Linked DNA regions of Homo sapiens: region 1 is linked to region 2. Evidence: chromatin contacts called from ENCODE Hi-C data. All regions are on one chromosome and are shown on one strand. The core of a region is the stretch at or near the end of the contact, and the rest is flanking DNA. Distances in the headings are between cores, read along the strand shown.

Evidence for each region. Hi-C counts contacts between places; a loop is a spot of excess contacts on that map.
Region 1: a map of endothelial cell of hepatic sinusoid shows a loop between it and region 2 (5-fold over the local background). The contact joins two enhancer-like sites. A Hi-C loop is called at or near these places in 4 of 168 maps with a recorded cell type or tissue (IMR-90, endothelial cell of hepatic sinusoid, heart left ventricle and 1 more) and 1 of 37 single-sample maps with no recorded cell type.

What each region holds. Positions count from the first base shown.
Region 1 is chr15:62,998,821-63,004,288 of GRCh38, reverse strand. No RefSeq gene overlaps it. Among named protein-coding and RNA genes, the nearest start is that of TPM1, 41 kb to the left of the region's middle. Within about 2 kb of position 3,353, at least 4 of the 41 ENCODE cell types and tissues checked have a DNase peak (open chromatin) inside an H3K27ac peak, as active enhancers do; they include heart right ventricle, where a contact is called at or near this core.
Region 2 is chr15:62,916,946-62,922,417 of GRCh38, reverse strand. No RefSeq gene overlaps it. Among named protein-coding and RNA genes, the nearest start is that of MIR190A, 96 kb to the right of the region's middle. Within about 2 kb of position 1,425, at least 6 of the 41 ENCODE cell types and tissues checked have a DNase peak (open chromatin) inside an H3K27ac peak, as active enhancers do; they include heart right ventricle, where a contact is called at or near this core.

The DNA of each region.
Region 1 (5,468 bases), core at 2,104-4,603, 80 kb before region 2:
CAAGCCTGGAACAGAACAGCCTAGCAGCAGAGTAGCTGTTGACTGAGTGCCTATAATGCATGTGCATACGGTGAGCTAGTCCTTGAATTTTTCTAATTTAACACTCATAATCATCCTAGGAGAAAGGGTTCCAGCCCCCATTTTGTGGATAAGGAAACAGACCCAGAGAGGTTAAGTCACCTGTGCAGTCACACAGCGGGGATTCACACTCAGGTTCAGCTGACTCCAACACTCCCACACTTTCAGTGACGCTGCCATGAATCTCCATGGAAGGGAACTAACACTATTGGCCCCCTCCCCTGCTTGACCAGTTCTGTCAAGCACTGGGTAATTGGGGATGTAGTAATAAATCAAGCCATACTTCCCGGGGGATACAAATCACATTGCTGCTTCCACTTTTTAAAGTCAATTTCATCTTAGGCTTCTTGGGACTGCCACCAATGCCTAGCCACAGAGAGGGCCAGGGTCCATGGAAAGTGCTGAGATGCTGATGTGTACACATGTGCTCTATTGCGTCCTCATGGACCGTGCTCTACTTCATCCAACAGTCATGCTGATTACCTTCATATTAATGGGACAATGTATGGTTGGGCACCCCCCTTCCTCCCTGCTTCCTTCTCACTCATCGGCTTTCAGCCTGGAGCACATACCTGTGGTTAAATTATTAAACCTTACAACAGGATAGAAATGATGACAGCTGTAATCCCTACACACACACACACACACACACACACACACACACACACACTTTCACGCCACTAACAATTTGCTGAAAATGCTGACTTAATAGTATTAACCTAATGGCTGGGTTGAAATAATGATAATAATGATAATGATGATAGTAATAGTAAAAGAATTGCTCTCAAATCATTCTGACAGGTATTGCAGCTTCAGTTGCCACGCTCATTCCCTGAGAAAGAATTTGCATTTTAAGATTCAGTTCGTTTCAGGCAAACGGCTCCCCAGGAAGATAAATGAGCCTTTAATGAGGTTTTTCCTTGCCCAGAGTGAAATCTTACTCCTTTCTGCAAAAGCAGGTGAACACCAATTTCCAGACAGGATTCAGGCCAAACCTCTACATTTCCAGACTTCCAGGGGGCAGACTGGAAAATGACATCTATTAAAAATCCTGCGCTCATGCCTGTAATCCCAGCACTTTGGGAGGCCAAGGTGGGTGGATCGCCTGAGGTCAGGAGTTCAAGACCAGCCTGGCCAACATGGTGAAACCCCGTCTGTACTAAAAAATCCAAAAATTAGCCAGGCATGGTGGTGGGGGCCCGTAGTTCCAACTACTTGGGAGGCCGAGGCAGGAGAAGTGCTTGAATGCGGTAGGCAGAGGTTGCAGTGAGCCGAGATCGTACCATTGCACTCCAGCCTGGGTGACAGAGTGAGACTCTGTCTCAAAAATAAATAAATAAATAAATAAATAAATAAATAAATAAATAAATAAATCTTGGGCTCTGATTTAAAGTGGTCCCCAGTGGGGTGTCATTGCACTGTGGCGGTGTTTTGGATGGGGGCATGATGTGGCAGGAATGTGGCTTTCTGGCTCTCTCTGGCCCAGCAATGGTGGGAGCTTTTTTGGAACACCCCTAAAAACCAGGGTAAGTATCTTCCCTCTAGCCATAGCAGGCAGACCACGGTTTGAAATGCTCCAGCCAGTTAAAGAAGTAGCATTGGGGTGCAGACCCCAAAGGTGTCTCCACAAAGACTTGCTGAATGCCTACCGTATGTGGTTCTACACAGATGAAGATGACTAGGATATAGCTTGAACCCAGGAGGTGGAGGTTGCGGTGAGCCAAGCCCACGCCATTGCTCTCCAGCCTGGGCAACAAGAGAAAAACTCCGTTTCAAAAAAAAAAAAAATGCTATTTGAGAGATAGTCTTGTTCAGCCCTTCTAAAACTCTTCTGTTCACTTGCCCTAGTTTTAAGGGTTCCCATCTGGTATCTTAGTCTTGGGATGTCCCTGTGCTGTGGAGTTGTCTGTGGGACAGTAACCATATTTATGTTACTCTTTACTATTTTGCTATATAATATTCTATTGTTATTAAGTTATAGTTTATAATTTCCATGATTATTCTTCCTTTTACCCATTAATTATTTAGAGGGGCATTCAGAAATTTTCTTAACACATGGGTTGTGTGGAAATGTTTTGGTTACTGACGTTATAATTTTATTGCACTGAGGTTTGTGAATATGATCTGTATAATATCAATTCTTTGATGCCTTTTGGTATTTTCTTTGTGGCCTAGGGTACATGGTTAGTTCTTGTAAGTATGTACTTGAATAGCTGTTTATTCTTTATTTTTGAGGTGCAAGTTTTCATAAATAACTGTGGTTCGACTCTGCTGTATCCTTCACAATTTTTTGGTCTGATTCAATGCTTTCTGAGAGAAGTGATTAAAATCTACCACTTTGATTATTCATTGTCAATAATATCTTTTTGTCGGTTTTTGCTTTATATATTTCGAAGTTGTGTTGTAAGGTTACACAGGTTCAGGTTAACTATATTTTTTTTTTTGGTGAATTGTTCTTTATCAAGACCTTTTTATTGCCAAGTTTTTGTCTTAAGGCTTATTTTGTTTCAAATTAATATTGTCAAGATCAACTTCTTTTAGTTAGTATTACCTGGAATATTTTTTCTTAATCTTTTGGTTTTGATCCTTTCCTGTTTTTGGTTTTAAATGTGTCTTTTAGAATAGCTTTTAGCTGGATTGCAGTGCCTAGACCACTGCCTAGTATGCATAGTAGGTGCTTAATAATTATTTGTTGAATGAATGAATGAAAAAATTAAATCTAATCTGAAAATTTATCCTTTAACAGATGAGTTTAATCTGTTATAATTCTTGTGATTATTGATATTTGACCGACTTCTACCACTTTTTGTTTTCTAAATACATGTTTTATATTTCCTTCTCTTTTTATTTTCCTGCTTTATTGACTTCTACTGGATTAGTCGAATAGGTTTTATTTCATTTCCCCTTCTACTATATTGAAAGTGATTCCTTTTCTGTTGTTGAGAAGTGATTGAGTTCTCAATCACTTCCTATCTCTGTGCTACCAAGAAGAAAATAGAGAAAAGAAATAATAACAGCTATTTATTGTATATCTTGGTCAACATTTGGAATAAAGGACATTTGCTAACTATGCCCTTTGATCAGCACAATAACCCTGTAAATTCAATGTTAGAATGCCCATTTTACAGATAAGAACTTCGAGATTCAGATAGTTTAAGTGACCTGTCCAAGGCCCTACAGCCAGTGACCAGCAGATCTGGGGATGAAACTTGTTCTCTGTGATTTCACAGTATGCGTTTCCTGCTGCCAGCCACACTGCTGATGCAAAGGCCAACCCCAGATTGCTGTAGGACAGTTATCACAGTATTTCTTAGTTCCCACAGCCATATTCTGGTCACCAGACCTTGTTATCTCCGTGTCCTTGTGATAATTCAGAAATGGAAATGAATGAACACAGGCCTGGGGTACAAGTTCTGGGCACAAGAGAGCCATGAGCTGAGAAGTAAACAGAACCCTTAAAGCCCTCCAAAATTAAATTGGTCATAATCTGAATGAATTCTGTCAACTCTTTTTAATAACATCTCCAAATCAGCCACTTACTGTGTTGGGAATGCATTCTCTTCTCCCATTTGATACTTAGCTGGAGCCCGTTAATAAGCAGACAAAAAGAACTGTAATTCTTGCTACTATCTCTGCAAATTGATTTTCAGCTATTTGTTCTTTCTTCAAACAGCTTCCAATCTGCTTTGATTGTCTCCCTCTGGAAAGGGTCTGACGGCCCAGATTAGAGAGGGGGAGGAACATAGGGCCACATGGTCACTGGCTATAGGAGAGCAAGGACAGAAGCTTCTGAAGCTGTATTAATATTCAGTGTCAGTCGCAGGATGGATGGGAGAGGGAACAAGCTTCGGGAGCCTTTGATGAGGTCACCCACAGAGGAGGCAGGTGCTATGAATAAGATTACCCACAATCCCACAAGCTCCCGATGAATTCCCATTGCAGTAAACAATGTCCAGTGGAATGGTAATCCTGGGGTTGGATGTCCTGCTGATTTTGCAGGGGTACAGGTGCATCTTTGTCTGAAAGGGCGGTGTTCCTTTCTAGGATGAGAGTATGAAAGAATGTGACCAAATTTCTGAAATTCCATTCAGGGACTGCAGCCATGCCCAGTAACTGCACCCGCAAGCGTGTCTGCGAGGCGTGCAGCCCGGGCTGGCCAGAGGGCCTCACTGGGCCCTGTTCAGGATTTCATCTCTAGTGGAGGCACATGCGTCAACTCGCCCTTGAGAGGCACTTTTCAAAGTGGGTACCATCTGAATCCAAGCCAGTTGGTGGGGGTACAGGGTTGGTTGTGCCTGTTAAAATGTGGATCTGGGGCCCCACCCTAGACTTACTGAGTCAGAATCTAATAGGAGGATGCCAGGAATCTACATTTCCAATAAGTGGCTGGGGTGATTTTGGTACCAAGTCTAACTTGTTCTTCAGGGACTCTCTGCAGGTGCCGGCAGCCTCCTGTTGGGTGGCTGGGCTGGTGCGAGGGGGCACATACTGTTAGAGTAGATGAATAGTTAGACATAAACAAAAAAGAGAGCCCCTGGGGAGGAAGTTTTGGAAAATGTTATGTTCCAGAGACTACTTAAAACATGTATGTTAAATATAAACAGAGAGGAGGGAAAATGCCAATGCAGAAAAAGTGCCCCCAAACGCTCCTTAAGACGTCTTGTAATTTTGTAGTTAACCTGTCAAAATGTAGCTAGCTATGTATTAATAGAAAGGTAAAAAGGGCAAAGAAAATATTCCTAAGAAATCCACAGGCACAGTAAGTACAGTTGTAACCCCCCTGTGACCCTTCTGTGGTGGCGGTACATGAGCAAGGCCACCATTAGGTAAGGTTCGTATTGATTACCTGGCCCTGCACAAGTGTATCAATGACAGTGAGGGAAATTCCACAAACCTAGGTGAAAACTAGGAGGGAGCAAAAGTGGAGACTTAAAACAAAAGCAGAAAACTAAACAAAGAAAAAGGTGGAGTGTTAAGATGGAGGCAGGAGCTTAAAGAAACAGTCTGGCATAATAAAAACTGCAATACAAAAGTATCAGGGCTGCTCCCAGCCGGAAGAGCCCAGTCCTCTCTTGGAGTTTACTCTTATTTCCTTTTGCTTACTTTACTAATTGGTCTCTTAGCCAAATTCTTTCCTCCAGAAGGACTAAAAACCGAAGACTCCACACTTCCCAGTAACAATAGGAAGTGACAGAAGGGCCCTGGATGAGGAATCCTGACCCCAGCTTTCTCCTTAGCTTGCTCTGTGACTTTGAGCACGTCATGTTGTCACCGTGGGCCTCATTTTCTGGTCTGTTAAGTAAGTGCCACCCAGAGCTTCTTAGTAGAGGAACAGGACCAGAATTAATGGCCCAACTCTCTGTTTTGGACATAAGAGTCTGAGGTGGGAG
Region 2 (5,472 bases), core at 176-2,675:
CAAGGGCACTTGGGTAGTTTCCAGTCTGATGCTGTTACAAAGAGTGCTGTTATGAACATTCCTCAAAGTGTCTTTTGATGAATATATGTACACAGTCCTATTGGGTATGTATTTAGGACTGAAATTGCTGAGTCTTAGGGTATACACATGATAAGCTTTAGTAGATACATAGATACTATAATTGGCAAGTTTAAATTTTGTCTATCGAAGTTTAAAACTCACCTGACTATAAAATTCTGTATTTGTTTACATCCAGGCATCTGTCTTAACATTGCTGAATAATTGTCTTCTCTTCTTATCTAGATCACTGAAGAGAGGATCGTGACTTAAACTTGCCTTGAATCTCTATAGTGCTGGGTACTTGGGGCTGGATACAGAGTACTCGTTACATGAATACTTTCTTATTCAAATGTACGAAGAATTGCATAAGCATAGTTCTGCTTCTAGAAGAAAGCCACAGACTTAGACTCAAAGTCTAAGGCAGGGCCACAAAACATCTCAATAGAAAGAATAACTAAACCAGGATTGACTTAAAAGCTTGAGAGCAGAGGTCATGGCTCATCAATCTTTGCATCCTTCACAGTGCCCAACACAATGTCTTATACATAGTAGGTGCTCAGTAAATATTTGCCCCCAAAAATGGAATCAATAAAGAAATGATTGTGAATTGCTTCTATCACATCTGGCTCAAAGTCAAGTGCTTTTTGAGATAGAAAAACAAGATGAATATAGAATTGGGTAAAAGTTGGAAGAAAACATGCGTTAATCCTACTCATGAAAAATATTTCATATAAGGAAAGCAACTTCATTGTTTTAATTTTTCAGCCACTCTTCCCAGAAAGAGAATTCCTGAACCTGTCACTCTGATCCTAAACAATGTGAAACTAAGGAACAGATAAATTTGGGTGCTGGAGATTATATTTTATTCCTCAATAACTAGATGTAGCAGGAGAAGAAAGATTTGAAAATTTTTTTTAAGACCAAAACTTTCTCTAAGAGACCTCCCCTTCAAAGGCTTAAGGTAAGACCTGGGGTGGTGAGGACACAGGCCAAGGGAAGGCCTGATCTTTGGCACAGGCTTGAGTGTCAAGCAACTAAGCCTGGACTTCTCTCTCTGGGCAGCAACAACATTCATAAAGACAGGGCAAGTCACAAGAAACAAAGACGAGATGCTGAGGCATTCCTGAAGGGGCTTTGTGAAGAAAAGGAGGGCTTGGAAAAGAGATCTGAAGTTGACAGCATCTCTCAAGGGTCCCTCAGTCCCCAAAAGACTGAGAGCTGCTGAGGGTAACATAAAGGAAGTGCTTTTTGTTCATTTCATAACCAAATAAGTGAAATACAAACCTCTGCAAGTTATGCTCAGTGGCATGTTTTGACATCTCACTGGAAATCAAATTTCTGCCCCATAAAAGCCAAGAGGTTTTGGCCAGGACCCAAAAGCCTTTCTCAACCTTCTCATTAGCAAGCAAGAGAGTAATCTGAGGTTTCTGACCCATTCTGTAAACTGCAGTATCTCCCCTTCCCTAAAACCAGAAAAACCCCAGAATATGTTCTAAATGGAAAAGGAGCTTTCCTGCAGCCGAAGATGGGAGAGGAGTGACCTCAGGACCTCTGTAGTCAGGCGAGCCAAACCCCTGGGCTCTAGAGAGGAAGGAAAGAGAACACAGCTGGGGATGAGGGTGAAGAGGGGTCATGAAGGGAAAGGAGGGGAAGAACAGGGAAGTACTAGGAAGGTCAGAGACAAAAAAGAAAATGAACATTTACTGAGCACCTACTGTGTACCAGGTTTTTTATATAAAGTATTTCCTTTGATCCTCAAAGCAACTCTGCAAAATAGGTCATGGTATCTCTATTTTCATGGGCAAGAAAATTAATCCTCACCTGAAATTTCATGGCCAGTACCCCCTGACCCCTGGGCAAGTCGGCTCCTAATGTGGGCCCAATGCCTTAGAGGGCTTTGCTTTGGCCCTCCTCTGGCCACACTGCTGTCCAAGAGGTAAATAGTCCCAGGAACAAGGAGGTGCATCCACGCAGAGCCTGTGTAACGCTACTAGACAGTAGTCTAGGTTCCTAGAACCCCAGAATTTTTTGCCCAAACTTCTGCTCACAGTCCACTGGCTAGAACTCATTATGTGCCTCCACAAAGATACAAAGAGACAGATGTACAGCCTGACTTCCTAGCAACAACTCCACAGCATGGAAGGGCCGCATGAATCTTGGGGTCAGTTAATCATCTTGGTCATTCGTGTCCTCAAACCCAGGTCAATTCTATGTCATGAGGAATCTGTGTCCCACCAGACTGCTACTCTACGGCCTGAATTTGGTCTACGTCTTGTGTGTGCATAAAGGGCCTTATCTGGTCAGGTTGCTCAACAGGGTGAAAACACTAAGGAATAGCTTTAACATGGGAGAAAGAACATCGAACTCTCAAATAGACGTCAGCAGCTTGGAGTTAGTAGATTCAATGCAATTCTTCATTAGGTCCTGAAGAGGCAGGGAATTTAGCTACATGCAGGGACCATAGAAATCATAGCTACAGCTGGACTTCTCATCCATTTTTTATCAGATGCCAATCCCAAAGTCGATGATAATTTTGGAAAATTCTTCTGGTCCCTAATACAGCCAGAATACCATTTGCCACTACTATTAATCAGATTTTACATGTCCTTTGCCTGATGGTTAGTGCCAAAAGGTTTGGGAGTCAGACAGTCTTCGGTTTAAATCCCGGGTCTGCCTTTTACTAGCTGTAAGAGCTTGAGCAACTCCCTTCACCTCAGTTTCCTCATGTGTGAAATAGATCTAGGTACCACCTAATAGTGTTATTCTGTGAAGATTAAATGAAAGCATCTGCCCTGGTGCTTGGCACATGGTAGATGCTCAATACATTTAATTCCCTTCCTCCTATCTGTGGCTGATGGGAGCTAGTCACACTTGCGTATTTATTCTCCTACCATCCATCTAGTGATAGAAATATTCAATACAAATTCTTTTCCCAGTATCCAGTGTTTATACAGATACATATTTACACAAGCTATTTTGACAATTTGAAATAATTTTTTGAAGAAGAGCTTCACTGAGATGTAATTCTCATACCACAAAACTAGCCTTTCAAGTGATACATTTCAGTAGGTTTTAGTATATTTAATGGTGTAAGCAGCCATCACTGCTATTTAATTTTAGGATATTTTCATCACCCCCAAAAGAAACCCCAAACCTATTACTAGCCACTTCCCATTTTCTCCCACCCGACTCCCAGCCCTAGGCAACTGCTAGTCTACTTTCTGTCGCTATAGATGTGGCCTATTCTGGACGTTTCATATAATATGTAGTCTTTTGGGCCAGGTGCGGTGGCTCACGCCTGTAATCCCAGCACTTTTGGAGGTCAAGGCGGACTGACCACTTGAGGTCAGGGGTTCGAGACCAGCCTGGCCAACATGGTGAAACCTATCTCTACTGAAAATACGAAAATTAGCCAGGTGTGGTTTCAGGCACCTGTAGTCCCACCTACTCGGGAGGCTGAGGCAGGAGAATTGCTTGAACCCAGGAGGTGGAGGTTGCAGTGAGCTGAGATCATGCCACTACACTCCAGCCTGGGTGACAGACTCCGTCTCAGAAAAAAAAAAAAAGTAGTCTTTTGTGGCTGTTTTTTTTTTTTTTTTTCACTTAGCATAATGTTTTCAGGTTTCATCCATATTGTAGCATATATCAGCACTTCATTCCCTTTTATTCTTGAATCATAGTCCATGTATACTACATTTTGTATATTACATATACTGTATTTTGTTCATTCACTGGTTGATGGTCATCTGGATTATTTCTCCCTTTTAGTTATTATGAGTAATGCTGCTATGAACATTTGTGTACAAATTTTCGTGTGGACATTTGTTTCAAATTCTCTTGGGTATACACTTAAGAGTGGAATTGCTGGGTCATATAGTAACTCTACATTTAAACTTTTGAGAAGCTGACAGACATTCCAAAGTAGCTGCACCATTTACATTCCCATCAGACAGGTAAGACGGTTCTAATTTCTCTGCAACATTAATCATTACCTGTCTTATTATTAATATTAATTAATATTATTAATATTAATAGCTGTCTTTTTAATTATTACCATCCTAATGGGTAAAGTGCTATGTTATTGTGGTTTTGATTTGCATTTCCCTGATGGCTAATGATGTTGAGCATCTTTTCATGTATTTATCGGCAATTTGTAGCTTTTCGTTGAGGAAATGTTAATTTAAATCCTTTGATCATTTTTAATTGGGTTATTTGTCCTTTTATTGAGTTGTAAGAGTTGTTTATAATTTTGAATATAAACATCAGATATATGATTTGAAATATTTTTTCCGCTTCTGTGGGTTGTTTTACGTTCTTGATGATGTCCTTTGAAGAACAAAAGTTTTAAATTTTTATGGAGTCCAATCTGTTTTTTCCTTTTGTTGTTTGCACTTTTGGTGTCATATCTAAGAAGGTGTTGCTTAATCTAAGGTAATGAAGATTTATTCCCATGTTTTCTTTTAAGAGTGTGTGGTTTTAGCTCTTACATTTAAGTCTCTGATCCAGTTTGTGTTAATTTCTGCATATGGTGTGAGATAGAGATTCTGACTTAACTCTTTTGTATGTAGATATCCAGTTGCCAGACCAAGCACCATTTGTTAAAAAGTTTGTTTTTTCTCTAATAAAAAATCAGTTGACCATAAATGTGTCTATTTCTTTCTCAGCTCTCAATTCCATTCCATTGATCTATATTTCTATTCTTATCCTAGTATCACATAATTTTGATTACTATAGCTGTCTAGTAAGTTTTGAAATTGGGGCGTGTGAGTCCTCCAGTTTTTTTTTTTTCAGGATTGTTTTGACTTTTGGATTCCTTGATTTTACATATGAATTTTAGGATCAGCTTGGCAACATCTACAAAAAAGACAGCTGAGATTTTGGTAGGGATTGCATTGACTCTGTACATCAATTTGGAGAGTAATGCCATCTTAACCATATTAAGTCTTTCAATCCATGAACATGGGACATCTTTTTATTTATTTAAGTCTTTTTTAATTTCTTTCAATGGTGTTTGGTAATTTTCAGTGTATAAATTTTAAATTTTTTAGTTATATTCTTAGTTTCATTTTTCAGATTGTTTCTTGTTAATGTATAGAAATACAATTGATTTTTGTATATTGTATAAATGTATAATATATAAATGTACTTTTTTGTTTGTTGATTGGTTTGTTTTGATGGATTCTTGCTCTGTTGTTCAGGCTGGAGTGCAGTGGTGTGATCTTGGCTCACTGCAACCTCCACCCCCTGGGTTCAAGAGATTCTCCCACCTCAGCCTCCCAAGTAGCTGGGATTACAGGCATGCACCATCATGCCCAGCTAATTTTTGTATTTTTAGTAGAGATGGAATTTTGCCATGTTGGCCAGGCTTCTGTAAGTGTGTATTTGTATTTTGTCACGTATCCTACAACCTTT